Linked DNA regions of Homo sapiens: region 1 is linked to region 2. Evidence: chromatin loops called from intact Hi-C (ENCODE). Cell type or tissue: dorsolateral prefrontal cortex. All regions are shown on one strand. Links, peaks and the distances in the headings refer to the core of each region. The heading gives the core; the rest is flanking DNA. Region 1 has its middle 3.6 kb from the start of EPC2. Region 2 overlaps KIF5C (kinesin family member 5C).

The links. A loop is a pair of places that touch in the nucleus more often than their neighbours do. Peaks named below come from ENCODE experiments on the same cell type or tissue, not always from the same donor. Only the 100,000 strongest peaks of a DNase experiment are listed, where the experiment ranks them.
Region 1: a loop joins it to region 2, with 5 times the contacts of the local background. A loop is called at or near these places in 4 of 110 quality-filtered maps.

What each region holds. Positions count from the first base shown.
Region 1 is chr2:148,639,728-148,642,646 of GRCh38, forward strand. No RefSeq gene overlaps it. Among named protein-coding and RNA genes, the nearest start is that of EPC2, 3.6 kb to the right of the region's middle. In dorsolateral prefrontal cortex, for the core only: CTCF peaks have their summits at 1,236 (motif pointing right) and 1,436; a DNase peak (open chromatin) is centred at 1,254.
Region 2 is chr2:148,966,466-148,969,384 of GRCh38, forward strand. All of the region lies in intron 11 of KIF5C (kinesin family member 5C), which reads left to right. Among named protein-coding and RNA genes, the nearest start is that of LYPD6B, 71 kb to the right of the region's middle. RefSeq lists a silencer at 570-864. In dorsolateral prefrontal cortex, for the core only: a CTCF peak has its summit at 1,199 (motif pointing left); no DNase peak of the experiment used is centred there; H3K27ac peaks cover 2,500 bases.

The DNA.
Region 1 (2,919 bases), core at 221-2,720, 330 kb before region 2:
TGTTGTCTGAGATGGGCCAGCAAAGTCAGTGAGACTGAACTGCCTTCACAGGGATTGAAACAACCTTCCAAGTTACCTTTCAGAGGTGCCTCAGGAGAACAGGATGCACCAATGGAGACAGAAACTGTGAAGAATATACATTTCAGGAGCCCTAAACCAACAGTGGGTGTGCATCTGTAGCCCCCAAAGCCCCAGGATCTCCACTCCAACACCCTTATGAAAATAATATGAATCATCCAGCTAGTTCCATGAATGTAATAGTGTCTTCAGCTGAATGACAGCTGTGCTGAATTTAGAGTGGGTTTCCTCCAAGTGTGGAATTTCTCAAGGGCAAGGTAGCTGGATTGGAAAGGATCCTATTTTTTAACCTCCCGTGGCCTTGCTCCAACAATTGTATTTCTGTTCCAAACTCGGTCATTTTTAAAACCTCACTATCATCCAATTTTATTAAAATAAGTACTTATTTTTAAAAATAATTATTTTACTTATTTTATTAAAACAAGTAGGCTCATATTCATCAGCTCAATGGAACCTAGTGCCTCTCAAAAATCCAAAGTCCAGGCCAGGTACGGTGGCTCACTCCTGTAATCCCAGCACTTTGGGAGGCTGAGGCAGGCAGATCATGAGGTCAGGAGTTCAAGACCAGCCTGACCAACATGGCAAAACCCTGTCTCTACTAAAAATACAAAAATTAGCCAGGCGTGGTGGCATGTGCCTGTAATCTCAGCTACTCAGGAGGCTGAGGCAGGAGAATTGCTTGAACCCAGGAAGCAGAGGTTGCAGTGAGCCAAGATTGCACCACTGCACTCCAGCCTGGGTGACAGAGACTCCATCTCAAAAAAAAAAAAAAAAAAAAGAAAGAAAAAAAAAATCCTGAAATTACATCTACATAGCTTGCTTGCTGTTTGGACACACATAACTGTCCAAGTCAGATTTGTTAGCTTCATCACAAGAGCTTTACTTATTTCTCTTATCCCCATCCAAAAGCCTGAGTGAGCAGCGTCAATCTATTCCAAATGTGGAGCACTGGTTGTGTTTTACGGTCCGGGTGGGGCAACAAATGAGACAGGCTGTCAGTGCAATTCAAAATTGGGTGTTGTGGACCCTCTGGAGCTGTGTGTTTTCAAATCTGTTTCTTTTTTTTTTAGTTACCAAAATGCAGAGCTTTCAGGCTGATTATTTTGGAGTCTATTTGGATCCTTTGTGGAGCTGGGAAGTAAATCGTCAGCTTATACACAAGGTGGCACCCTGTGATTCCAACCAGGTCTGAGAGGAGCGATGCTGCTAAGAAACTGAGCCACAGTCACAAATTTTTATTTACCATCTGCTATTCCCACGGTGGCAAATGCAGAGGTAGAAGTAGATGTTTGGCAGGTCACCTCTCAGTGTAGTCTCTGTCCCTATGTCTCAAAGATGCAGAGCTGCCTCAGAAAAGGGCACTGGAACCACAGAACTGATTCCAGTTGATTGTAATGAATGCAGACCCCACATTCAGATTACATATGGAAAACAACGAAGCTTTATTAGTACTAGGCTCATTCCTGGGAACATAAGGGGGAGGGGTGGAGATGCAGTTCACATACTAACCCAATTAACTTTCAAATGGTTTTGCTGAAACCAGGAGCCAATTAGAAAGAACGTGACATTTGCAAAACTCTGAAATAGTTGAATAGCAACTGTGTTTACTAGTTTTAAGATTCCTTTCAAAAAGTAATTTGTCCATTATTTGGAAGCTGCCTGCCTTGATTATAGTACTGGGAGATGGACACTGGAATGTAATCCTAATTCTAACAGTTATTTGACATTTATTCTAATTTAGACTACATTTAGACAGTGATTTTATTTTGATATGGCTTTAAACTGGTTTTAATTCTTGGGTGCTTATATATTATGCTTGCTGGGCTAAATGCATGTCATTTGGAATTGGTCTAGAGCATATCTGAAGTGGACTGATTTTAGAATGACTATACTTAGCGCATTGTATGTGGAAATTAAAATAGGCTATTAGGCTGCACACCCATTTGAGGCAGGTCTTGATAAAAATATTTCATGAGAGAATTTTTTATTTTATAAGAAGATATTTTTTGCTTTTAGCACTAACAATTATATGAGTATTCAACAAATCAATCAGAAATAAACTTTATGAAAAGTAATATTTATATACAAATAAAAGTTACTTTCCAAAAGTGAACAGTGGCATTCCGGTTTGGGCACTGAATTGGAAGCCAAGAAAACACAGGCTGTGTCTCCGTTGAAAAGTATATTGTGTTATTTGCCTTAAATGGTTTTATTCCCAGCTCTATAATCATTGCCTACAGGGTGAGAAGAAAATGGAGATTTGGGGAAGAAATCTTTTACATGGTCAAAGTAAAAGAACAACAAAGAAACAACCACAACAGCAAAAATCCCTTCCTATAAATTCCAGGTTTCAAAAAGGTGTTTTTGAATAACATTAATTGGTTCTAAAATCTCTATGCACAAAGGTACAAAGCTGGACAACAGGGTAGGCCACAGTAAGAACAAATATTGGCAGCAATAGCTAGGTCAGGTGACAGGCCAGTGAGGTATGTGAACTATAAACTAGAGTGGCATGGGGTCAGTATCAGTGAATTTCTTCATGGAATATCAGTCAACAAATATACTTTAGATGCCTGCCATATGTGAGGCATGGAACTGGGGATACAGTGATTGACAGACAGATGTTGTTCCTGCCCTCCTTGGTCTACTGCAACTTTAGGCTCTGGCTTATGCGCTCCCTTGGCCGTTGGTTGGAAGGTCTTAGTAACTAATTTTGAATTAGCAGCTTTAGAATGCTGACTGGTCAATAAGCTGAAGAGCTTGGATAGCAGGGTAGCACCACTGAGAAAACCAGAGTTTTGGAGTCAGGTCAGACCTGAATTTGAGCCCAGTTCTGCAAGT
Region 2 (2,919 bases), core at 124-2,623:
ATGGAGATAACTGAAAAGAGGTAAGTTTGATCCAGCTGGCAGTGTTGGGACTGTGCCACAGGACAGGGCATGCCCTGCCTTATGTCATTCAAAATTGGTGAAATACTGCACTATTACATGCCTAGAGGTTGCTCTCGCCCTCCCCCACACCTCCACCTGTACCAATTTTCAACCCTTTGTAGCTTGATGCATGCTATAGATTGAATGTTTTGTGCCCATCCAAATTCATATGTTGAAATCTTAACCCCTAAGGTGGTGATAGTAGGAGGTGGGGCCTTTGGGAGGTGATTGGGTTCTGAGGATGGACTCTCATGAATGGCATTAGTGTCCTGTGAGTTCTGAGAGAGCTTCCTTCCCTCTGGTCTCCACTATGTAAGACTATAATGAGATGCCATCTGCAAACCCCGAAGAGGGCCCTTACCAAGTGCCAAGATCATGTTGGCACTCTGATCTTGGACTTCTAGCCTCCAGAACTGTAAGTAATAAATTCTTTATAAGCCACCCAGTCTATGGTACTTTCTTATAGCAGCTCCAGGTAAGACAGGGGCCACTTCAGAATGCAGGCCTAGCAGTTTTCTCCTCTGGGCACTGTTGAACCTTGATTCTCAGAAGGCGGCTTGTGGCTCATATCACATATACTACACTAAGCTTTAATTCCTTTCTGACATTGCCATGGAGGCAGGATAACTCCGGGCATGTGCATGTGGCTAAGGAGAGCCACCCACTGGCCTGGTTCCGTTCCCCAGGGTGCTAGTTAGGATCCTTGGATTGCAAACGACAGGAATTGACACTGCCTGGCTAAAGCAAAAAGAGAATGTGTTAGAAGGATACGAATGATTCGCAGACTCCAAAGCAGAGGCAACAGGCTCCGACAAGTGTAGGCTGGGGCTGCTTCAGGGATACAGGCAGCAGAGACAGGCAGGTCTCTTAAGTGGCCACACCTGGAATTAATGCTTTTTCCCTTCTGTATGTGATTATGTTGGAGAAGCAGAGGCCCAGGATAGAAGTGGGAATACTGTGCTTGCTGGTGTGCCTTGGCTGGGGAAGGGCAGGGCACTTTGATACATTGTCTGATGAAGACTGCATGCAGTTTAGGGGGCTAATTCCTTAAAAGGAAGTTGAGGTGCTATTTTCTAAGAATGGGTGTCGAGTGGCTGAAAAGCAACAAATGTTCACCACAATCTACTAGTGACATCTTGTGGGCCGATATCGATGGCTGGTCTTTCTTCGAATCTGGAGGCTCTGTTGGCTCTTTAGCCTCACGGAGATTTGTTCAGCCTGCTTGCTTAAGGAACAGATAGGATGGAGTGGGGCAGTTGCCAGAAAATGGAATTTTTTTTAAAGCTCTATTGCTTTGTTGCTCATATGTGCGGGAGAGACTCGAACAATCCTATATATGGAGATAGAGTTAAATAGTTGGATTCAGAGTGAATTACAGCTCCAGCTCATGCTAACCTCCTCCCAATCCATCAGGAAAACTCTTGACAGGAGGATGGGGAGGGCGGGGTGAAGTCTGGATGCATGGCTTCCTGTTGCTGCCAGGTCAGTCTTCACACATGCTGTCTTCTGATACTTTGAATTTTGCACTTGAAAAATAATTTTTTACAGTGATTTAAGTCAGAAAAAGGAGGACCTGAAAATCCAGGTGTCAGAACAAGGAAATGACCTGACAAACTGGTGTATCTGCAGATTTTCTTCTCTTGAATAATTGCCTATAAGATTAAAAAACAGTGGATATAGATTTACCTTATCTGCTGAAGTCATGCAAAGAAATGATTTCATCACAGGCTGAGAAAGTGTGGAAAAATCGGCAGTCTCTAACGCAGATTTGTTCATCCAGTTCAAAACCTGTGAGGCCAGCAGACATGGTTCAGTAACTAGCTAAATCTGTAGCCTCTAGTCTGATTTGGGGCTTTGTGGAACTTTGGGACCACCACAATTGGAACACAATTTGCTCTTTTAGCATTAAATCTTCGAAGATGCTGGCTCCCTTCTTAGATCCATGATTATAATGGACTCTCAGAAATTAGCATTTCATTGGAGCGATCTAATTTACTAGGCCCTCTGCTTGCTTTTGAGAACACAACCAAACTCTGTAATAGAAATACCGTCTGTCTACTAAGAGAATGTTGTGGCCTGTTCAGGTGGTCATGAATGTAAGGAGGATGCAGAGTCCCAGGTGACCAGTTTATTAGAAAATCGCTCTAGAAGGGATTAGAGGATGTTTTAAGCTGCTTACAGTGTTTTTAGGAATGAGGGTGAAAGATGCTATTTGCATGCAAAATAATCTCATAAAAGAATGATTTTTTTTTTTTAACATCACATTTATATAATGACATCTTGTAGCCAGCTGCTCTCACCCATCTGGCAACTTAAAGATTTCCTTTTAGTTTCTTTGATACAGAAATTACCTACCATTAGGTCTGCCACTGGGCCTATTTAATTGGAATTAAAAGAAAGCACCTCGTTTGCCAGATCTGCTGTGGTTCCTGGCGGAAGCTGTGAGTAACCAGCAAATCTCTGCTCTGGAGTTACTGAGAGAATGCAATTACCTTTCTGTGTTCTCCTGAGGCTTTAGGAACTCAACTTATGAAAAGGATAACTAGCTTGTTGCTATTTCATGTGTGAAGTTTTAATGAATTACTGGCAGTCTAATGGTTTTCTTTCTTTAAAAAAAAACCCAAAAACCTATTTTAGAAATTTTAATAGCCCTAATGAGAATTTTTGATTAGTGTGTCATTCTCATCTGTTGCCGTTGATGGATTTCTATTTTTTGTAGAAATGTTATTTACGCCCTCTGGGAGTTTTTATTTTATAATTAGAATGCTCTGTAAGCCTTATAGGTATGCTTCAGTGAATGCTCCTATGTAAACACAAATCTTTTTAGTCCTTAAAGGTAATTACATCTGACGATAGTAA